3 separate regions of the Homo sapiens genome follow, and regions 1 and 3 are each linked to region 2. A link is an interaction called in ENCODE POLR2A ChIA-PET data of the cell type or tissue named here. Cell type or tissue: MCF 10A. All regions are shown on one strand.

Region 1 (8,000 bases), 190 kb after region 2:
CTCCCCAGCCATGTGGAACTGTAAGTACAATTAAACCTCTTTTTCTTCCCAGTCTCTGGTATGTCTTTATCAGCAGCATGAAAACGGACTAATACAGTGTGAGGCAGAAAGAAAAATGTTTATCCACCAACTTTTTATTGCTTCTCATTTCCTGACAACTTTCTTTTACCAAATAGCTGAAAGTGTACAGTTAGATGATTTTCAACTATTTGGGAGTTCTTTCATTCATTCACAAATTTCACATATATTTGTTGTAAACTCACTATGTGCCTGGCATTGAACTAGGTGTTCTTTCAATGCTTAGCTTTTTTTTTTTTTTTTTTTTTTTTTGAGACAGGGTCTCGCTCTGTCACCCAGGCTGAAGTGCAGTGTCATGATCTTGGCTCACTGTAACCTCCACCTCCCGGGTTCAAGCAATTCTCCTGCCTCAGCCTCCTGAGGAGCTGGGATTATAGGCGCACCCCACCATGCCTGGCTAATTTTTGTATTTTTAGTAGAGACAGGGTTTCACCACGTTGCCCAGGCTAGTCTCGAACTCCTGAGCTCAGGTGATCCACCTGCCTCAGCCTCCCAAAGTGCTGGGATTACAGGCATGAGTCACTGCACCTGGTCCCTGCTCAGCTTTTTTGATGGATATATTGGGAACTAGATTCCTATGAAGTCAGGCAGGCCCCAGATACTGATCAAATATTGCATCTACTCTCAAAATTTCCTAAATTTCTATTTTCAACACAGAATTAAAAACAAAAACAAAAATATCTGGGCATGGTGGCTCACGCCTGTAATCCCAGCACTGTGGGAGGCCAAGGCAGGCGGATCACTTGAGGTCAGGGCTTTGAGAGCAACCTGGCCAATATACCAAAACCCCACCTGTACTAAAAATACAAAAAAAAATTAGCCGAGCATGGTGGCAGGCGCTTGTAACCCAGCTACTTGGGAGGCTGAGGTGGGATAATTGCTTGAACTTGGGAGGCAGAGGTTGCAGTAAAACAAGATCTCACCACTGCACTCCAGCCTGGGTGACAAAGTGAGAGTCCATCTCAAAAAAAAAAAAAAAAACAACAAAAAACAAACAAACAAAAAAACACCTCAGTGTGTAACCTTTCCTGTGGCTAATAAAAGCTTATAAAGTTACTATAAGGTAAGTTTACCTCAGAAGGTAGATTACTATTCAAAAGAGGAAGTAGTTTTAGGATTGGGAGGATAAAGAAACCAGAGTCAGGACTCCCCTGGGGACAAAGAGGAAAGAAGTAAATTGTTGCAAGATATTTGTCTAGGGTTTTTCTGGTTTGAGAAGTAAGGACTGGAGTATTAGGAAGTCACAAAAGTTGCTGTCTGTTCATTTGGTGATACATTAAAGGTAAGGAGCACCTTCCCTGTAACTACAGCTCAGAGGATCAGTTCTTGTGACATTCCTTCTCCACATGCTGACCGGGCCTCTGTCTCAAAAAAAAAAATTTTTTTTCAAAAATATAAATCTCTCTTAAAAACATGTAACTCATGTACATTAAAGTTTTGAAATGTTTATGTTGATTACCTGAATTTAAAAATAATACAAACAGAATAATTGTTGGTACATATTCACGTACTCTGTGTGTGTGTGTGTGTGTGTGTGTTTTGAGATGGAGTCTCACTCTGTCACCCAGGCTGGAGTGCAGTGGTGTGAACTCGGCTCACTGAAACCTCCGCCTCCCGGGTTCAAGCGATTCTCCTGCCTCAGCCTCCTGAGTAGCTGGGATTATAGGCACATGCCACCATGCCCGGCTAATTTTTGTATTTTTAGTAGAGATGGGGTTTTATCATGTTGGCCAGGCTGGTCTCAAATTCCTGACCTAGGGTGATCTGCCTGCCTCGGACTCCCAAAGTGCTGGGATTACAGGTATAAGCCACTGCGCTCGGCCCATATTCATGTACTTTAAATAAAGTACTTTGAATAGCTGTGTTTTTTGCCAATACTCTCTTACTGAGATATTTCTACAGAGTGTATTTTTTTTTAATGTGGTCTTATCATTTTAATTTTCTTCATAAAATCGCCTACTTTTTTTTTTTGAGACAGAGTCTCACTCTGTCTTCCAGGCTGGAGTGCAGTGGCACAATCACGGCTCACTGCAGCCTTGACCTCCTGGGCTCCAGTGATCCTCCTGCCTCAGCCTCCCAAGTAGCTGGTACTACAGTTGCACACCACCACACACAACTAATTTTTATATTTTTTGTACAGTCAAAGTTTTGTCATGTTGCCCAGGCTGGTCTAGAACTCCTGGACTCAAGTGATCGGCTCACTTCGACCTCCCAAAGTGTTGAGATTATGGGCGTGAGCCATCACACCTGGCCTGTTATACTCTTTTTCAATTGACTCTACCATCTAGCTTACAATATTTTCAATTGAGAAATTACTCTTTCTTCAGGTGGTGAGGCTTATGGTAAGCTCAGAACAAATTCTGCTAAATGAAGGAAATTCTCAATATTATTCTTTTTATTTGAAATGTGTAAATATTTCAGCATAAGTATTTTCCCAGATATGATACCTCCTGTTTGCCTCCATTCAGAGTAGATGTCTTTAACTAATAGTTTTGTAAGACAAAACTTGTTAGTAAGTTGTCTCCATACTTTAAAATATTTTGTATATAGATGCTTCACAATTATTAGTTTTTGCAGTTTCATTCCATTCTGGCATAGAATACAAATTTATGAAATTGTTTTTACAAAAAGCTTCATCAAAAGATTATTCCAGAAATGTAGATATTCTAAGGCACAATTATAGAATTTCAAAATTAAACACTGTAAATGGATTAAGCTTTCCTTATTTATTCACTCAAGTCTTCCCTTGCTTTTATAGGATAAATTTTAATATCTCTTTGCTTCCAAGTTTTTGTTTTGTTTTTAGAGACAGGGTCTCACTATGTTGTCCAGGTTGGACTCGAACTTGTAGGCTCAAGAAATTCTTCTGCTTCTGCCTCTTGAACGCCTGGCACTACAGACACTCTCCCATGTCTGGCTTGGTTCCAAGTTTTGTTTTTAATAATAGCGTTTCTCTAAAAGTTTTCTAGAACATTTCTGCTTTATAGATTTCTTATTTATCAATAAACTAATTGACAATAAATATAATGTGTGCATCACCAGAATTTGTATTTATATGATCCTCACAAATTTTGTCACTGAATTTGCAATAGCAGACACAATAAAGTCAGATGAACTTTCAAAAGCTTTGAGTCACTGAATTTCATGAAAATATTGAACAATTATTGGAATTAATTAAATTTTAATTTGAAGCAGCTGGTGACACATAAAACAGAAATCATGAGCTGTTTGCAGAGTTCTGTTAATTAAACCAAATATATTAGCAGCTATTGCTTCATATTTCATGCCTGTCGAAGAAAAGCTTAAAATAACAGCTAAGGTTTGAAGTAAATTCTGGGGCCTCCTTAACATATTTATGTCTTCTAATTTTCATTACTATAGGCCCCAAGGAGGCTGATAAATGTTGGCAAATATTTTATGCACGTTATATTTCATCGTCAACTTTATTTAGAAATGAGAAATCTGCATTTGAAATTTCATTAAACATGCTTTTTTGCTTTGTTTTGTTTTTTGAGCTCTTTGTTGCTGAGAGAGTTCATCACAACATTTTTGAAAAGTGTTACCAAATGATAGGGTAAATAAATAGTTGTAGATTTACCCTATCTAGTATATGCCAAAACCATTTTAGCAGGATTGCTCACACTACTTTGTGTAAGCTTTATGGTAGGCATGCTTAGCCTCCACTTCCTGCATGTATTTCACATTCACCACGTTTCTAATTTCCCACATTTCACACTGACCCCACTGTCTGGCAGATTGGCAGCCTTGTGCCTTAATCATCTTGCAGGCCCCACCTGGGGCCAAGGCACAACTGACTCATACACCAGATGGGTGCCAGGGACAGCAGCAACAAGTATTTCTCCCACATCCTTTGGGATGAAAAGTTAGTTGTCCTAAGTCACCGTATGCAACCACACTTTGTTTTTTCAAGCCAGCATGAGATATGCCGCTATCCTTAAAATGGAGGAGTTAGTTACCTGTGCCTTAAGAAAGGTTTAAGAAAGGTGAAAGAAGTTATCACTGATAGCTCAGACTTAACCACTTGTTAAGTGTTGAACTCTGTTTATGGCACATGTATCTCACACACTACTAGGGAAGACTATGCTACAATATGGAAGTACAAAGTTGATGCAGGGCAGATGATCCCCAAATTGGGGTTCAGCCAGGATGGAATTCAAGGGCAAGCCAGCGGTAGGTATTGAAGTGGCGGAGTTACAGCTCCAGCAGTCCTGCAGCTCTGTGACTGCTCCTGCAGAGCAGGGCTGCTCCACAGGCAGTGTGCTGAGAGTAGTAGCTGAGGGCAGTTCTGAAGTCAAATTTATACCCACTTTAATTTACATGCAAACTAAGAGGCGATTAACGCAGAAATTCCTAGAAAAAGGGTGGTAACTTCTGGGTGTTGCCATGGCAATGGTAAACTGACATGGCACACTGGTGGGCATGTCTTATATGGAAAGGTGTTTCCACCCCATCCCTGTTTTAACTAGTCCTCAATTAGGTCAGGTGTCTGAGCCCTGCCTCCAGAGTCGAGTCCTACGTCCTATTTCAAAGTTATCCACTAAACCAGTCCTGGCTTATTTTAACGCAGCTAATAATAATAATCTTTTGTTAAAGCAACAACAGCAATAACTCTGGGACACATGTTAAACCAGAGAGGTGCCAGGAAAATAGAAGTCAACCAGGAAATATGTATATGTTATCTGTTGACCACACAGATGCCTGCTTCATTCATAAAATGGATTTCTGTAATCTACCCCAATACCTAGGTATGGCCTCAAATTAAACATTAAAAAAAAATTTTCCATGTTATTCTTAGGGGCACTGAAGCTGTATTCCTGATTTAGGGAATTCCTTCACTTTCATTCCAAGATGTGAAGACACGTGGTCATAGAGCTCAGGAGAATCATGCACCTTAGTCCATGGTTAATCTAACACCTGGGTCAAAACTATTATTGAAAATGAGATAGAGACAAATTGATCCTTAACTTAGTCACACGATGATAAAAACTTGCTCCTTGAGCAAACTTGTCTTGCAAGTCGCGAGGTTTATTTTGGCTGTAACATTGTCTTTTTGGAAACTTGGGCTCGTAAAAGCCACTTTTCTTGAGGATCAAGCTTCCAACCAAGAAAGGGAAAATGTAACATACATTGATTTTCACACTTTGGAAGAAATAAGCATTAGATAAGCATTTTTCCTAAGGAGCTACTGAGATTTTAAAAATATATAAATCATTTTAGTTCCTTCGTAAAAATGACTATTGCAAGAGTTATAAGAATGTGTTTTAAATTTCTGGGAAGTAATTGATTCCAGAATGATGATGTTTTCTCTTTTCAAAGTTTTTAAATTTGCTTTTCTTCCCTGATTAACTTGTGTTAATTTTTAGAAATACAGTTGACCCTTGAACAACATGGGTTTGAATGGTGTAGGTCCATTTATATGAGGGTTTTTTTTTCAATAAACATATTGAAAAAATTTTTGGAGATTTTTGACAGCTTGAAAAAACTTGCAGAGAAACCACATATTCTAAAAATATCAAAACATTAAGAAAAAGATATGTTACAAATGCATAACATATATGTAGCTACTAGTCTATTTTATCATTTACTACCATAAAATATGCCCAAATTTATTATAAAAAGTTAAAATGTATTAAAACTTACGCCTACGAACACAGACTGTGCATGGTACCATTCAGTCGAGAGAAATGTAAACCAATGTAAAAATGCAGTATTAAATCATAACTGCATAAAATTAACTGTAGTACATACTGTACTACTGTGATAATTTCATAACCACCTTCTGTTGCTATTGCATTGAGCTCAAGTGTTGTATCAACTTAAAATGCTGTGTGAGGCTATTCATCTCCACGGGAGCAGTTCATCTCTAGTAAATTTCATATCACAATAAAAAGTTACCTTTCGTGCTTGTTGTGTATTTTTCATCATGTTTAGTGTAATATTGTAAACTTTGAATAACACCATGGAACCCATACAAAGTGCTGCTAGTGATACTGGTAGTACTCCCAGGAAGCAGAGAAGGTCATGACATTACAAGAAAAAGCTGAATTGCTTGATATAAAAGTTGAATTGCACAGTCTGTAGATTGAGGTTGGCAGCTGCAGTTGCCCACCATTTCAGACAGATGATTCATCTTGTAAACTTATGATATTGATAAATACAGTGCAGTACTATAAGTGTATTTTCTCTTCTTTATGCTTTTCCTAATAACAATTTTTTTTTTTTTGAGATGGAGTCTTGCTCTGTCGCCAGGCTGGAGTGCAGTAGCGCTATCTCAGCTCACTGCAATCTCTGTCTCCTGGGTTCAAGCAATTCTCCTGCCTCAGCCTCCTGAGTAGCTGGGATTACAGGCACATGCCACCACTGTCAACTAATTATTGTACTTTTAGTACAGACAGGGTTTCACCATGTTGGCCAGGATGGTCTTGATCTCCTGACCTCATGATCCACCCACCTCAGCCTCCCAAAGTGCTGGGATTACAGGTGTGAGCCACCGTGCCCGGCCAACATTTTTTTCTCTAGCTCATTTTATTACTGTATGAATACAGTATATAATACACATAACATACAAAATATGTGTTAATCAGCTGCCTATGTTATTGGTAAGGCTTCCAGTCCACAGTAGGCTATTAGTAGTTAAGTTTTTGGGGAGTCAAAAGTTTTGCACAGGATGGGTTTGGCACCCTTAACCACTCCCTCCCCCCACCACTGTGTTGTTCGAGCATTGACTGTATCTCAATCTTGCTGACTTCAGCTGTAAAATGAGGATCTAGACTAGTGGATGTTCAGTGTTCATTCTAGTTTCCCAAACTCATCTTTTATGTCTTTTTTGAATATCTGGAATTTCATATTGTGTGTTATTGTATGATTTTGTTAATATGAAAGATTATTTAAGCTGTAGGATTATGAGCCTTTTTTTCTTTCTTTTTTCTCACTTTAAACAACCAAATGTTATTCTAAAGAAAGTGTGAGCAAACACATTAGATACACTGAGGGAAAAGACAGAGGAAGACAGAAAATGCAGTGAGTCAGAGTGTGTGGGACAAAATAGGTTACTTTCAAAGACTTTTTTAGGTATAGAGAATCACCTAGTGGTAGGAATAGAAAAAGCTTTTTAAAAGTGTAAGGTCCTTTTTCTTGGGCTTCAGTTCATATCACTGAGTAGTAGTCATATGGTTTGTGATCAATTTCTTTAAAATGTACCAAGATGTTGAATATTTATCTATTTGTAATTGACTTTATTTAAATTATGGCAATATGTTGAATATGTAATGTTTTTTCCAAGCCTTTCTTCTCTAAAAGGACTCAGAATATCCTAATGTCAAGCTTTGAAAATTAATTATTGCTCCAAAGAATGTGTTAAATTCATTGTTTTATCATCAAAAGAAGTCTAGAAATGTGCAAAACCAGCATGAAAGCATGATCATTATCTACCAGAGCCCTCTCTTAAATTACCAGTGACAGGCAAATCCCATTATGATTATACTTTTAATTTCACAGGTAAGGTCACTGAGGTTCCATCTACATAATGTAAGTTTTTGCAATATTTGGAGGACCAAGATAGATTTTTCACTGGTCAAAAAGAATACATCAAGTGTATGGCACCTTCCATTTACTTTGGGTTCTTTCAGAAGCAGAGACTAAGATAGATTTGGTGGACATAGTTTATTTGGGTGATGATTCCAGGAAGCAAAATGGTAGAGGGGTGGGGTCAGGGAGAGTGAGACAGGGAAGAAGGAAAAGTATAAGGATGCAATGTCACCATTTGTAGCAGTAAGTACCTGGGGTTTGATTCTTTTGGATCTCTCGGAATTGCCCAAGTGAAAGATGGAACACTGGGGCATTTGTTCACTGGCTTCTGATCCCATTGGTTGAGAACTGCCCCTGGAAGCTGTAACTGTCTC
Region 2 (8,000 bases):
CTCAGGCGGGGGCTTGTTGGGGATGCGGGCCAGGGCCGCCTGCAGCTGGGCACTGTACTCCATCTTCTCCCGGAGCATGGGGATCTGGGGCACCGATTCTGGAGCCTCCTCCTCCTCCTCCTCACTCTCGCTGCTGTGGATTAGCATAGTGGCATCAGAGAAGGTCTTCTTGTGGTGATACTGAGGGAGCTGGGGGACCTCGTGGCTGCCTGACCCCTCCTCGGGCGGTCCCTGCTCCCGGAGCGTGTTGCGGCGAGCCATGGGGAGGTGGAGCGACTTGAGCGTCATGGCCTCCATGCCCCGCACCATGCTGTTCATCACCTCCAGGCTGTGGCGCTTGTTCACAGTGCCGTGGTGCTTGGTGGCCGTGAGGGGCTCGCTCACCTCCTGGAGAGACTGATGAACCACCGGAGAGCTGTCCTCTTGGAAGGTCTTCACCGAGAGCTGCACCTTCCGGGTCACCAGGTCCGGGCTGCTGCCGCTGACGTACTTGTGGCGGTGGCTGGCCAGGTCTGGGGTGCTGGTGGCAGGTCGTGGCCGTGGGTAGGGGGGCGGTGGCCTGAAGAGATAGTTCTTAAGCATGTGGGCCGTGCTGTAGTTATGGCTGCCCTGCAGCTGCATGTTGGCCAGCTCTGGGGTGCTCACCGTGTGCGAGATGGCGCTTGCCCCCGGCTTGCTTGGTACCACATTATTCTTTGGGTTCCTCTGGTCAGATGGACTGACAAGTTTGTTGCTGTAGACCCCCTGTGGCCCATAAGGGACAGTGTAGGGGTGCCTCTCCCGCATCTCCGGTTGGCTGTACACCAGATCCTCTGGCTGGTTGTAGGCATGGGTGTTGATAATGTTGAGGTTTCTCAGAGACTGGCTCTGGCTGTCTGTATGCAGGATCCCCCTCTTCATCTGGCGCATGACTGTCTCATAATCGGGGGTTGGCCTGTACGAGGGCACGATGATCGCGCTGTGCCGGTGGCTCGGGATGTAGTCGGCCCGCATGATGTCACTCCCAGGGATACTGAGGTTGGAGGATACAGGGGAGGCCTGGATGAAACTTTGCGAGCAGTTGAGGGAGTTGACGCTGTGAACGCTACACACGCTGCCATTGGTGACAGTGCCATTTAAATAATTTAAGTCCAGGCTGTTGTGAGAGTTGCAATACAAGGCTTCTTCATTCCCATGAAAAATGCTGTCTACAAGAAGTCAAACAAAGGCACGTGAACCTCCAAGCCATCCTGCCACAACAAAGTACATCCTCATACTCATGAGGTGACTTTTAATTTAAACAAATCATAAAAAGTGAAATCCCATGGTCTCCACCCACATGTTCTATAGAATAACAGATACTATCTTGGATGAAATGCCAACATACAGAAAGAACACCTTAAGACATACTGAAAAGAAAAAGGGAACCTAATGGAAGAAGGCATGCACACATTTGGAGTAAGTGTCGCTTGAGGAAGTTCTCAATTTTGCCATAAGCTTTGAAATCAGGCACCAACAACAGCCCTCCAGTTGGGGAGGCCTGTCCTCTTGTGCAGGGCTCGGCAATAGGACTGAATATTTAGACAAGACAGTCAAGAACTTTAATAGGGCAATAGATTTCAATTACTAAGTGCTCAGAGCTGCTCTTCCTGACGGCAATGGAAAAAGCCCCTTCACCCAGGGGACTGCAGGGCATTCTAAAGACACAAAACAAATGATGTAGCCAGGGTGTCCGCACAGCTAGTTCATCCTGAGCAGCAATAAAGGGCAAAATTAGAATCAAGAGTTCTTTTTGGTAATTCCCCAAATCCCCTCTAGATCTGGTTTCATCACTTAGGTCAATTCAAGTAAAAATTAATTATAGTTTAAAGAGGTACCTAAAGAGAGAAAAAGCAGATTTCTACAATCAGGCCCAACCTGATTGATTTCTACAATCAGGCCCAACCTGATTGATTTCTACAATCAGGCCCAACCTGATTGATTTCTACAATCAGGTGTCTGGTGTTCTCTTACACACACACACACCCCAAGGAAGGCAACCTCTTGCCTTTCTGTGGCCAAAATATATTCATTTTCACACTACAGATTTAAACATGAGCAAAACAGAGAAACAGAAAATCAGAGAAGGTGAAAAACAGAAAAGGTGACTGAAGACATTCAACTGTCTGAAGAGGAAGAATGTGGAAAGAGATCTGATCAGATGAGACAGGCACAAAAAACAGGGGGAACACAGAGACAAATGTGCCGCAATTTATCCACCTCCCATGGGGTTTGGCGCCTTCCCATAGAAATGTGGTAACTTTGCCAGTCTCCTTATAAAAAGTACTATTTTTATTAAATTAAATAGTCTTGATTGTCTTGGTTTTCATGCTCACACTTTCAGACAGCAGAGGATTCAAAATGGCCAGGAGTTGATAACGTAGAAACTATATTATCCATTTACTACATTTCCAACATCCACGGTTTTCTACCATCTCTCTTTTTGAAATGCAGTTAGCATAACGATTACAAGTTACCGATTTTCATATATAAGTTCCATCATTAATCTCTCTGTATTCCAATTTCTATAACTGTAAAATAGAAATAATAATAGTACCTATAGGTTTATTTTAAGGATGACATAAGACAATATATAGCAAGTACTTACAGCAATACCACAATTGCTCTATGAATGTTAGTTGTTATCATGGAGTCATTACTAGCAGAAGAAGCTTTTTCACACATTTTGCATGGGAGATGTTTTGGGAGAAAGAGAGGAATAAAACAGATTTACCTTACTCAGAGAAGAAAAAAGCAAGTGTACCAAGAAAGGGGCTGGAGAAAGAGATGAGAAAAACAGCTAAAAGAAAAGGCTGACTTTGTTTATTTCTTCCAATTATTCTGCATGCCCGTGTTCTACGTCACCATGAAAAGCTGAGTGACTGCCACGAGCTTTCTGATACTGGCAATGAAGGTGAAGTGCATTCGCTTGGGCTGAGCTGTCATACTCTCTTCTCTAAGCTCCCTTAGGAAAGGGAGGAGAAAAGGACTTGCTCGCTGCCTTGGCCCCGACTCCCTGAGCAGCCAATACTGGGGAAATTTTTTGATCAGAGGTAACTGACAGTCTAGGCCTTCCACAAACTGAAGCTGTTAGCTACTGTCATTCAGACGATGACAAAGTTGAAAAGAAAGCATCCCTGTCATCTTTTTTTTAAAGCCTTCTTTACTGCTTACTGGTATTCAACTTTTTGTCTTAAGAAGGGAGAACGGCAAGCCAGAGTTACCTTGCGAGGTGTGCGTTTCCGAGTAGTGCTCACCACACTGGACGTGAACGGGAGGCAGGATGTACGGCTGCTGCCTGGGCTGAAACAGAGAACACAGAGGAGGTGGGGAGGCCTGGGCAGACACGGCTGGTGACTCACACAGCCGGCCCAGGCACACGGCAGTCCCGCCACGTTGTAAGGGAGGCTCGTGGCAGCTGCTGTCCCTGCCACCCCTTTGACTCAACCTTCTTCTACCCGTCTGCACTCCCATCTCATCACTAAGTTTGGAACTGGAGAAACAGTAAGGGAGAAATGAAGTTGGTTCAAGATCAGAAAGAGAAAGAGGTCACCATCAAAGACTAAATGTAACCATTTACTATCTATGTTCTAATATATTTGCAAAGTTCTCTATGCCTTCTTTCACAAGAATAACTTTTAGAAAAGGTAAATTATTCAAGGCAGGCAGATTGACTGAGCTCAGGAGTTCAAGACCAGCCTGGGCAACACATTGAAATGCCATTTCTATTAAAAATACAAAAATTAGCCAGGCATGGTGGCGCATGCCTGTAGTCCGAGCTACTCGCGAGCTGAGGCAGGAGAATCACTTGAACCTGGGACTTGGAGGTTGCAGTGAGCCATGATCGTGCCACTGCACTTCAGGTTGGGCAACAGATTGAGACTTCGTCTCCAAGAAAAAAAGAAAAAAATTATCTGGGCGTGGCGACATGCACCTGTAGTCCCAGCTACTTGGGAGGCTGAGGCGTGAGAGTCGTTGAACCTGGGCGGCGGAGGTTGCAGTAAGCCAAGATCATGCTACCGCACTCCAGCCTGGCGACAGAGCAAGACTCCGTCAAAAAAAAAAAAAAAAAGAAAGAAAGAAAGAAAGAGAAAGTAAATTATTATAACCCATCTCAGAAATGAGAATAAGGGGGACACCTGTTTTGTTCTCAAAATTCCATTCACAAGCTCCTACACATCAACATAGCTGTGCCTGAGACCCCAGTTCACAGCTCCACATCAACCTTAAATAGGAACAGGGTTAGTGTTAAGCTGAGCCCAGGGTGAATCTATTTAAATATCTAAAATGTGGCCCACAACAATGAGTGTGTAGCTGTCAAGACCACTTGCTGACCTTCCCCATTGCAGAACCAAGTGTGCAAAGGGCCCTGTCTACCCACCACCGCAGTGCAGAATCTTCCACAGTCTGTTAAAGATGGCTATTTAGACTGAACCTGAATAACTTCATGCTGCGGAAGAGGGACAAGTTTTCAGAGAAAAAAACAAAACAAAACAAAACAAAAAAACTTCAATGGATTAAATATTTGGTGAACCAACAAAGGAAAGACGGTTATGCACTAATGTAATCTAGAGCAAGCCATTTAACCTCAGTCGGTCTCAGTTTCCCGTCAGTCAAATCAAGCTCCTCTCTTCCCCTACCTCAAGCATTCTCCATTTTATTTATGTACTGAGGTTCCAGGTAAGAATTTGTTTGAAATAAGAGTTTTGATTTGCGGGGGAAAAAACCCTCAAAACGCTTACGTTTGTAAGCCACCGAACAGGATAATCTCTCATATTTCTTTTTTCTTTTTTTTTTTATTTTCTGAGACATTGTCTCACTCTATTGCCCAGGCTGGAGTGCAGTGGCACAATCTCGGCTCACTGCAACCTCCGCCTCCCGGGTTCAAGAGATTCTCATGCCTCAGCCTCCCTAGTAGCTGGGATTACAGACGCTGTGCCACCAGGCCCTTCTAGTTTTTGTATTTTTAGTAGAGACGGGGTTTCACCATGTTGGCCAGGCTGGTCTTGAACTCTTGACCTCAAGTGATCCACCCACCTTGGCCTCCCAAAGTGCTGGGATTACAGGTGTGAGCTACCGTGCCCAGCCAATCTCTTATATTTCTATTAGCCTTATAGATTTTAAAGGTTACTATTTTGAGAGAAGAATCTCAGATCAAACCAAGAAACCCAAATCCAGCAGGGGTCACACTTTCTCAGCATCCCTCAATGGAAGAAACGCACTGGCCAAGAGCTTGAAGCTGGGTGAATAACTCACCTATCATTTTCTTTGCCACAAACAATGCTTGATCTTCAAAGGGGTAATAAAAAAAAAGGGATCCAAGAATTAAAAGGAATCAAGACAGAAGAAATGAAGAACTGAAATCAATCTAAGAAAGCAGTTCGGGCCTACCAAAGAAAAGGTGCTATATTCCCAAGTCTCCCTTTGGCTGATTTTTGAGTTGCAATTTAAAAATATTTTTCCTTTTCTTGGCAATACATAATTCAACTAAATTTTTCCATGGTAGCACAACCATTTTAAGGCTTTAAAGAAAAACACAGTGGGGAGGGATTTGTACAAGGGAATAGAAATACACAGCAAGGCAAAATTGGTTTACTGTGTTTTCTTGCCTTATTTAAAAAAAACCAATAAGTAAGTTACGGTTTATGAACTGACATAAATGAGCAGACTTATGCCAGTTCACAAACAGCATTGTCAAAGGACAATAATAGCTAATCCCTCAAACATCATTTCAGGATTATATTATTTATTTCATCTCGTTATATATTCTAATACATTATTCCATTTCTTCCCAGACCTGCTAATAGAGAAACAAACTTGACGCCAAAATATAGACAGAAGAGGGCAGGTGAAAAACAGCAATGAGAAGTCCTGGTTATCAGCAAGGAAGCCAAGAGACAGTGTTATTTGGTCTTACTCACTCATTGTAAGAAACTCTTGGTGAAATGGTTTAAACCTAAAGGACAGGGGAAAGGGGGAAGCCATGAATTGGATCAGACTTCCTATAAACTGTCTTCATCCAAATAAAATAGGTAAGCCTCTGCATCCTCTCTGGATAATGAGGACAAGATAAGATCACAAGAGAGCTTTAAAACACTTTGCCTCCCATAGGGTTTCAAGGGTGTAAATGAAAAATTATTTTGCTAATAAAGACATCTATACTCTAAAGAAGGGAAAAGGAAGATAACATTCATAAAGGAGAAGAATAAATAAATCAGTGCCATGAACAAATCTATTGGTACTCGGGGGAAAGCCCAACGTATCTGTTACATTTTCAGGGCCCAGGACCACATGTGAGATATTGTGCATAATACTGAGAGAAATAATATTCACACAGGCACTCAGGAATTACTGCGATAATATAATGACTCAACTCAAGAATTCAGAGTCCACATCTAAGCATTTTCAAGGAAATAAACTTTTCTCAAAACGCTCCCTTCAAAAGACAAGTTAAAGACATGCTATAGTGTATACACTGAATATGAAGAAAAATTCAATTGCATTCTATCAGCTTGAAAGAATTGTTGATCTAGAGAAGTTAAAAGGTCATATGCTTATTTTGATTTTGTGTAAAAAAATCATGACCTAAAATAAAAGAATTGTGAGTTAAAACAAGTGGAAAACATTAAAGAAAACCAATTCTTAACATCTGTTATCCTTGAGTAATCCTCAAAATAAAACATAGCCTAAGACAGAACACATGCATTGAAATTAATTGTGTTTCCTTATTCACATGATGAGGAGAGCAGCTTCAAACAAACAAACAAACAACAAAGCAGCAGCTAAAGCTAGGTCAATTCAAACTCTGCTGGCTAATTAAAGCCTAAAATTATGGAAGTGCTTTGGAATTCTGATTTTTTTTAAAAGGCCTAAAATTAGGAAATATGCAATCAATTTTCCCCATCAGATACTCTGCCTGAGACCATCAACTAGATCCGTTCAATTTTTGCTCATTTAGAAGGCATTTTCTCACTAGTTTATTAAGCTCTCTCTACGGCAGTGAACACAAAGGAATTTGTGGAGCTCGTAACTGAAGATGTATCTTCACACAACAACCAGAACAGATGAGCAAGGGAATGAAAACACACCATGGGCTGTATGCTGATGGAACATGGTCCCACAGGCCTGGAATAAGACCTACTCTCAGGGTAAACCCTCAGCCTCAGCCACACTTAGAGTAGTGGTGGGCATGGATGGGTCCAAGGGGGACAAAACGGGTGTCCATCGCATCTGCTTGACAGAATGACGCCTCTGTGTTCTCACAAAATTTCACCTCATCATGATGCCCTCATCATCCCCCCACCTCAAATTAATAACAAAGAATGCTCAACAGTCAGATCACTTGATCACTGCAGCTTCTATACATACCAGAGAGGATCGGCTCCAGGTGGGCTGGCGTCTGATGGGGGGTGGAGAATTTGACTGTCTACATGAAGAGGTGAAAAAATGAGAATGGTTATTATTATTGATATAAAAAGACCAGATAGACAAGGGAAGGAGAGGAAGAGAATAAACAAGACTGGTAATCGTTATATCAAAACATAAACGTGGCTTATTTCTGGGTGGTAACACTAAGAACAATCTTGATTTGCTTTGTTTTTCTTTATTTTCAAAATGTTCGGATAAGGATACTTTTAGAATAAATTTTACAAAGTAATATTAAACCAATGGAGGCTTATTTCTATAGAAAGACTGAGGGAAATAAGCCAGACTGAAAAATATCACCATTATTACATGGATTTTAAAAAATTGTACTCTTTCTACTGTTGTATATATGTAAAATCTTTCACAGTTTTTAAAAAAAATGCAAGAAAAAATATTTTTAAAATACTTCCAGTCAAATGAAAATACAAAATAGATACAATATTTTTAGTGTGACCATATAAAGATACTTTTTATTAAGATAACACATTTTACAAACATTGATCAGATATTTTCCAGACTAAGAAGCAACATATTTTTAAATGTAGAGATTAAAAAAT
Region 3 (8,000 bases), 52 kb after region 2:
CAACATGGATGCAGGTGGAGGTCATTATCCTAAGTGAGCTAACATAGGAACAGAAAACCAAATACCGCATGTTCTCACTTTTAAGTGGGAGCTAAACATCTAGAACACATGGGCACAAAGAAGGGAATAACAAACACCAGGGCCTACTTGAGGATGGAGGGTGAGAGGAGGGTAAGGATTGAAAAACTACTTATCAGGTGCTATGCTTATTGCCCGGGTGATGAAATAATCTGTACACTAAACTCCCGTGACACACAATTTACCTATATAACAAACCCACACGTATACCCCTGTATCTAAAATAAAGTTAAAAAAAAATACAGTTTTCTTTTACCTGCCATTTGCCAACTTGTGGTGGATAAAATATTTTGAAACCATATTTTTTCAAGTAAGTGTGAGATTTTTGGTTAAAGACAGTTAGGGCTGGGTACAGTGGCTCATGCCTGTAATCCCAGCACTTTGGGAGGCTGAGGCGGGCAGATCACCTGAGGTCAGGAGTTCAAGACCAGCTGGCCAACATGGTGAAACCCCTTCTCTAAAAAAATTAGCTGGGCATGGTGGTGGGCGCCTGTAATCCCAGCTACTGGGGAGGCTGAGGCAGGAGAATCACTTGAACCCGGGAGGCGGAGGTTGCAGTGAGCCGAGATCGCACCATTGCACTCCAGCCTGGGCGACAGAGAAAGACTCCGTCTCAAAAAAAAAAAAAAAAAAAAAAAAAAAAGGTTTGTCAGAATATTAGCTCTCAGGATAATGCTTTTCAAGTACTCTTAACAAGAGTCAGCACATCACAAAATCATGGGTGTGCTTGTATGCATGCAAATGCAACACACAAAATCTCTCAATGTATATAGTAAGGAAGTAGTCACAGATGTCTGGAAAATTAAGATAACTGCTATCTAGAACCAAGCCTCTCTGTATTTTTTTTTTTTTTTACTTAAATATAGTGTACTTCTAGTTGGTAGTTGAAATCAAGTATTTCATGAACCAGTGCCAGAAATAATATTTTTTCAAATAACTGATAATGGAAAGAAATAATGTTTTCACAACCTTGAATTTTATTTGGCTGAAATTATTTTATTTTTTTCTTAATTTACCTATTATTTCATCTTACACTTACCTAAATGCAGTAAATATCAATAAATCAGACAGTGGCAAAAGAATTACTGAAATCCATATGTAGAATTCTCAGTTTTGCAAAATTCTCACTTTAAAAATTAAAATTCAATCTGTAACTTCAAAGCCTGCAGAAACAGTGGGAAGTTGTGTTTAAGGTTTTAGGGTCCTAGAGTAGTATAATTCAGGCCAGTTTTTATTATTCTTATAGGAATAATAAATTTAATAATAAATAAAGGATGCACAAAAGGCTAAATTCTTATGCAATAAATAGTATTTAATATATCCCCTAAACCTATTTAGGAGATGTATTACTCATTATATTATGCATAATCTATTGTGCATTACAGAAGTTGAACTACCTAGAAGGCTAAAATATTCTGAAAGAGAGGAAATACAATCAAACTGTACAAAATTGCTACAGAAGAACCTTGGATTCTCCATTCTGTTCCTTCTAGGATCCCCAGGAAGACGCCCACAATTTTTCTACTAAATAAGACCACGCCATCTATTCTCTAAATTCCTCAGCCTGAACCAAATGTTTTAAGCTTTGCAACTCTTTAATTCCTTCCCAGTTCCCCAAAATCCCCCCTGAGATTCTCCAACATCCATCTACTAACAGAAAAGACCAGCTACAGCTGAAAAGACATCAGGATACAGTTGTCTTCCATTTAACCAAACTTAAATGATAAGAATCACCCATGGCAATGATCAAAAACAGATTTTGATTCAGGGAGTCAGGACTGGGGTACAATAACCTACATATTTTTTAAAATGCCATAGGCAATACTGATGCACGTAGTGTGAAGACCACACTCAAAGAACCAACAGGCTCCCAATGTCTTATTTTTATTTTTTAAATAACTGTCACTCATCAGGAGTCTATCATCTCTTTAAATAATCTTTCACTGGAATCTGTTTATCTTTTCAGACTACAGTCTCTTCAAGTTACAAGTACTGTGAGATTACCATTGGGTCAGCCTGGCCCGTCCTGTGGCAGCCAACCTGGCTTCCCTGTTCTGAACAGCTGCTCTGACCATCTGGGAAGCTGTGAGGCAAGGCCCGCTTTATCCTGTCTCCTTGCTCGGGCCTGATAACCTTAGCCTTCCTACACTCGGCACAGGACAAAGCACCAGGCCGCGTCCTCTGCAGCAGATCTGCTCCCTCATATGGGACTGGAATGAGGGTGGGGAACCTCCCTGGGAATACATGTCTATGATAATAACACAAAATGTTTGCTTAAATTATTGTTTGCAATTCCACTTTTGGGAATTGCCTGAGGGAATTAGGGACAAATTTGAAGTTATCTTCAATAATATCAAATCATTTGTTTTGAGGGAGTAATTCTGAATTTTGGAAATCGCCAGTCAGTACAAAATTTGTACTCAGTAGAGTTTCTAGTAGGGTATGGTTTACAGTGATTTGGGTTTTACTAATCATTAATAATGTACGAAGCCTCACAGTGGCATTGTAATGTCTCAACCTGACTAGGCTGCACTCCATTTCCCAGAATGTTCTTCCCCTATGTTTCTGGTTAGTGTGGGTCACAGAGAATCTTCTGCCAGGTGACTGATACCAGCACAGCTCTCTGAGGGATGCAGCAGTTTCCTGCTACCTTCTAGTATATCTTTTCATTTAAAAAAAACAAATATTATTTGAAGACCTACTATATGCTAAGCACAATGGCAAATGCTTTCTGAACTCATCCTTACAATAGCTATGCTAGCATCATCTCCTGATTCTAAACACAAGAACTTAATTTTGGGGAGTTTACAGAGCCTGACCAAGAAACAAACACCAGAGAGTGAGGTCTTCAAGTCTGTTCTCCTTCTTTTTCCTTTTTTTCCCCCTACTTCCCACATTAATGTATGTTCTCCTTTGTAGTGTTTTTTTTATTGTTTTATTTCCAGCTATTATTTTCCTTGAAGATTAAACCAAAAAATACTAGTTCTTTGCTGATTCCAACAATCATTCAAAACATACAGAGCTCTAGCAGATACATAACTTGCTTCAAATTTTCCATCAGTATCCTCATCAGTAGCTATCTTTTCACAGTTGGCCATTTTATTTCAAGGATCCAAATTACCGACCTTTTTCATGTTTTCCTTAGTTAGACCTATGGGTTTCTCACATTAGTCACTGTCATAAACATCTATCTTTTCTACCTTCTTCAAAACATTTATGCTGGTCAAAAGCATTTGCTTCCAACATTGCTTCATCTCTGTGATTTTCTACTAAAGGACCATGTGTCTAACTCGCATTTCAGTTAAACTTACGTCAAAGTTGCTGGGATTTGCTCTGAATAACGGTAACTCATTTTTATGCTGGCAGCAAACGTCAGGCGAAATGTCTACTCACTCTCCCCAGCTGCAAGCACAAGATTGACGAGCTGACCTTGAGAGTTAGGAGGCTGTAAACCGAAACATGTTGCAACATGTCCCGCTATGATTACGCCTCCTCTGCTTTTACAAAGTACACCAGAAAGCAGTATCATTATTTGAGTCACACCTGGTAACTTGACACCTGCTGACACCTTTCTACTGTTTACTTGCAATGTCTCAATTTTCCACCCTTCTAAAGGACTCAGTGTCATCTGAAAGCTTGGCACTTTCACTATGTGCCCAGGGCTGGAGATCACTGATAAAGACGTTAAATAAAACCCATTTTAGTTCCACTCTCTACATAATGCTCGCTATTTAAAGGACTCACTCAAAGAAGTGCCTGTTTCCCTCTACCCTTTGTTTCTTCTGTCTGAACTACTTCCTTCTCTTTGACAAAACTCATCCCTTCCAATTCCACAGTGTGTCTTAGCTGTTACAGCTAAGGGGAGGGGAGGGGAGGATTGGCAAAGACTTTTTGAACGTTTAAATAAATCCTATCTATGGGCTCTCCCATGTCAGCATGCTTGGTTCACCTAAAACCATTCCAGAACCACCTTAAGAGCCAGGCTTGTCACTAAACAGCTGTGTGACTATGGGCAGAGTCCCTTTATCTGTCTGTTTCTCAGTTTCTTCATCTGTAAAACAAAGCAACTGGTCTCTGTGATTTATTGATATGTGGGGTCTCATATTTAGATATAAAACTCTATCATTCTGGTCTGTCTTGATATAAGGCAAAGGGCTCTTTCTCAAATAGGCTGTGTTTGTTTAAGATTTGAATGATGTCTTTATTGGCCTATAAGACGCTTGGTACTCTTTCTATGCATGAACCTTTTATGGGTAATCAGAGATGAGACAGATATTGTGAGCAATAAAGAGAGGAAATCTGAATAATTTGAGCCATGGCTCTGCAGTAGAAAGTTGACAGGGACATATAATCTAGCCCTCCGGAGTGATCTTTACACAGAAATAAAGTTTTCAAATGAGCACTTAGGGAAGTTATACTCTCACACTCAGCTCAACCACCTACAGTCTCTTATAGGCAGCTAAAGTGTTAATACAGCTGGACACTGAATGACATAAAATCAACTGGGTCAATGAAGAGATATGGGCTGACCCAAGTACTGAGATGCACTTCAAGTTATACAGAAAGTGCAAGTATCGGCAGTCAGGACCTAAATACCTACAAGGCCAGACAGGTCACAAGAATGTGTAAATGCTGCTGACTATTAACTCCCTAGGGAGTGGAGAACTAGGCCCAGTTAGACAGCACATGCCTCTCTGCAAGGCGTCCCAATTCAGTTCTTTCAAAAATGATCCTGGTGAAACAAAACCCACCTGAAGACCAGAATCAGCCCTCATAGTACTAGTTAATAATCTCTGATCTTACTGGTAGGTCAGCCCTCTGGATTTCTTTGTTGACTTTTTATGGAACTAAACTCCCTGTTACTCTGATAAAGCCAGTGAAGAAAGGCATGAACGGATGTATTTCTCTGGCAAAGTAATATAAAAGACTCCATTTATGTGATGACCTAAATCTACTCCACTTGTTAGAGAAAAAACTTCTGTTATTTAAAAAACAAACAGTTCTTTTTCAGGGTGCCCACTTTATAGAGTTCTAGTGAAGACTGAAAAAGATAATAATCTGAGATACTTAGCATAGCATCTTGCACATAAATGTTAGCTGCTACCATGACTACTACTGTTACATTATATCCGGTGATGGAACGCAACTACATTTTTCCACAGAACCACACAGAACTATAATATCCTCAGGCTGGGGAAGTTTTGAGGTTTTGGATTCTTGTGCTTTCTAGATTCTGCTGCTGCTCAGACACTGTAAGTTTCTTTAACGTGTGGATGTAGCACATCTGTCACTTCCTTCCTCTCCACCCACTCCACTCCAACTGAATGTCCCAATGCTGATATTCAGGAAAAAAGGTAGAGCAAACAATTATAAAACATCTATTCTTTGCACCTCTTCCAACGTCAAGATTTTTTTTAAAATCCATTTTTGAAATTGACACACCATTCTCAATCCCACCCATTGTAATGATACCCCTACAATCTTGAGAATCCTTTATGGGAAGCGGATGTCTCTTAAAAATTCATAAGGCACAGCCTGCATGCTTCAACATGACAAAACACCTCTTCATATAGCTTCTGTTGTTTTTCCCCCTTCTTTTCACACCTTTGTTAAAGGTAAACACTACAATGTGGCATCATCGTATTCTACTCAAGCTTTAGAAAAAGTAGACTATTTTAACATTTTGACTCATGCTCTATTACAAATCTTTATTATTTCATGAGTTCAATTGTTTAATCTTTCTCAGTCCTGCAATGTAACACTAATAAAGAACAATTTGGAATCAATGAATGAATGAACAAATGAATGAATGTATCTTTGAAAATCAAGGAATTCACAAAGGATAAAAATCAATACCTCTGCTTAAGAACTTATTTTCAAAATAGCTCAATAGCACATTATTTTTGTTTGCTTTTGAGAAAAGTTCCAAATAGACCAAATACTAACACATTAACCATGTGATTTAAAGATGTAATAATAAAATTATCACTTCTTTGAAGTATACTAAACAGGTTAGTACCCCTTATGCAAAATGTTAGGGACGAGAAGTGTTTGGGATTTCAGATTTTGAAATATTTGCTATACTTACCCAGTAGAGCATCTCTCATCCAAAAATCAGAAATCCTGAATGCTTCAACGAGCATTTCCTTTGAGCATCATGTTGGTGCTCAAAAAGTTTTCAATTTTGGTACATTATAGATTTTGAATTTTTGAATTAGGGATGCTCAACCTATTTTTTTGGTAAACTTTGTTTTTCTAATGGCTAAAACATACGTATAAGCATATCTTGCTTTATAAAGCATCTCAATCAAACATCTCAGATGCATTAAAGAACACAAACATTACATGAAGACTCCTTTTGAAATACGAATAATGCCTCTGATTTATTTCCTTTTGAAATTCTGAGTTTCCTCTTCATTATAGGACACCTACAATAAATAATAAGTTATGCCAAGTGATATTACAAAAGAACACTGATTTATTTTACTATTTGTTTTCCCTAAAGGGAAAGAATATCAGAGAAACAGCTAGATTATGTTTACGGCTAAGTTAACTTCGGCTAAGTTAACTTCATCTTATTTGTCTATACTTCATTGTTCTAGTAGCAGTAGGTTGCCTCAATAGCTAACTACCTAACTGCATAGCTTTCTTTTTTTTTTTTTTCTCTTTGAGACGGAGTTTCACTCTTGTTGCCCAGACTGGAGTGCTATGGTGCGATCTCCGCTCACCACAACCTCTTGCTCCTGGGTTCAAGCGATTCTCCCGCCTCAGCCTCCTGAGTAGCTGGGATTACAGGTATGTGCCACCATGCCAGGCTAATTTTGTACTTTTAGTAGAGACAGGGTTTCTCCACATTGGTCAGACTGGTCTCGAACTCCCGACCTCAAGTGATCCACCCGCCTCAGCCTCCCAAAGTGCTGGGATTACAGGCGTGAACCACCGCGCCCAGCCTAACTGCATATCTTTCACACCATATCTTTTTCTTAAGAGCAAAGAAAGAAACAAGAAGCAACTTCATGTATTTGGACAACTTGTACTATGAAGTAGGCATCTACTGTATAGTCTTGATTTATAGTCTTCTTCACAGTAAAACATAAGAAAATCCTAGTTGAGGATCAAGACAAGCTAATCCAATCAGCTTTCCTAAAAGAAATCAAATTGACTTTACACCACCTCCCCAATTCCTGCAAGGATTTCCCAGTGAGTCAGATCCAGAAGCAGAAATGGTTACCAGCGCTACATTTCTATTTTCTTATTTGCAAAGACAGTGAAAATTTTAGTTTTGTTCCCTTGAGGGTTTATTAAATTTACTTTTTCTCTTTGATCACACCCATAACAGTAGATTCAAATCAGTAAATCCACCGATACTTAAGAATAAATCGCAAGATAACAACAAAACAAGCAGAGGTGAACGAACAGAGATGCATGTATGAGGAACAGGAGGCTGTCCTTGTCCTGGGAAGGGCTGGTTACTTAATTTGCAGAGTCTAGCGCAAAGTGAAAATGCAGAATCCACTGTTGAAAAACCAAAAAACTTCAGGATGGCAACAGCAGAGCACTAAACCAACTACAGGGCACTTCTGAGCATGGGGTACTGTGCAACTAACTGCACAGGTCACAGACCCATGAAGCTGGTCCTGGTCCCAGGAGACATTTGCCCTTGGGTTTCACCAAAGCAGTGGCATTGCCTTCTCCTGGAAGTAAATAGGGTCAGCAATGTAGACGTTAAAGACAAATTCAAATAAACTTCTAGTAAATCAAATACACGGAAATGAAATAAAAGCTGCTTGGAGATACAGCTCTGTGGTGGGAGTGAGAGTGGGAGGGAGGTGGGGAGTTGAGACCTATTTGTTATTACATTCCCACTAACTAGCAAAGTGTCTAACACAGAATAGGTACTTAATAAAGGTTGAAATAAAAAA

Evidence for each region. Peaks named below come from ENCODE experiments on the same cell type or tissue, not always from the same donor. Only the 100,000 strongest peaks of a DNase experiment are listed, where the experiment ranks them.
Region 1: POLR2A ChIA-PET joins it to region 2 with 30 read pairs; 7 of 35 experiments call an interaction of 5 or more read pairs at or near these places.
Region 3: POLR2A ChIA-PET joins it to region 2 with 10 read pairs; 4 of 35 experiments call an interaction of 5 or more read pairs at or near these places.

The regions. Positions count from the first base shown.
Region 1 is chr1:214,578,166-214,586,165 of GRCh38, forward strand. No RefSeq gene overlaps it. Among named protein-coding and RNA genes, the nearest start is that of CENPF, 21 kb to the right of the region's middle. In MCF 10A, a CTCF peak has its summit at 7,183; DNase peaks (open chromatin) are centred at 3,846 and 7,136.
Region 2 is chr1:214,383,602-214,391,601 of GRCh38, forward strand. It overlaps PTPN14 (protein tyrosine phosphatase non-receptor type 14), which reads right to left. Exons shown (of 19, transcript NM_005401.5): 11 at 7,387-7,444; 12 at 3,243-3,321; 13 at 1-1,187. Among named protein-coding and RNA genes, the nearest start is that of SMYD2, 110 kb to the left of the region's middle. In MCF 10A, a CTCF peak has its summit at 5,205 (motif pointing right); DNase peaks (open chromatin) are centred at 3,400 and 5,220.
Region 3 is chr1:214,436,094-214,444,093 of GRCh38, forward strand. The region is part of intron 3 of PTPN14 (protein tyrosine phosphatase non-receptor type 14); the gene reads right to left. Among named protein-coding and RNA genes, the nearest start is that of PTPN14, 110 kb to the right of the region's middle. RefSeq lists enhancers at 3,055-4,026, 3,341-3,680. In MCF 10A, no CTCF peak of the experiment used is centred here; DNase peaks (open chromatin) are centred at 3,548 and 5,278.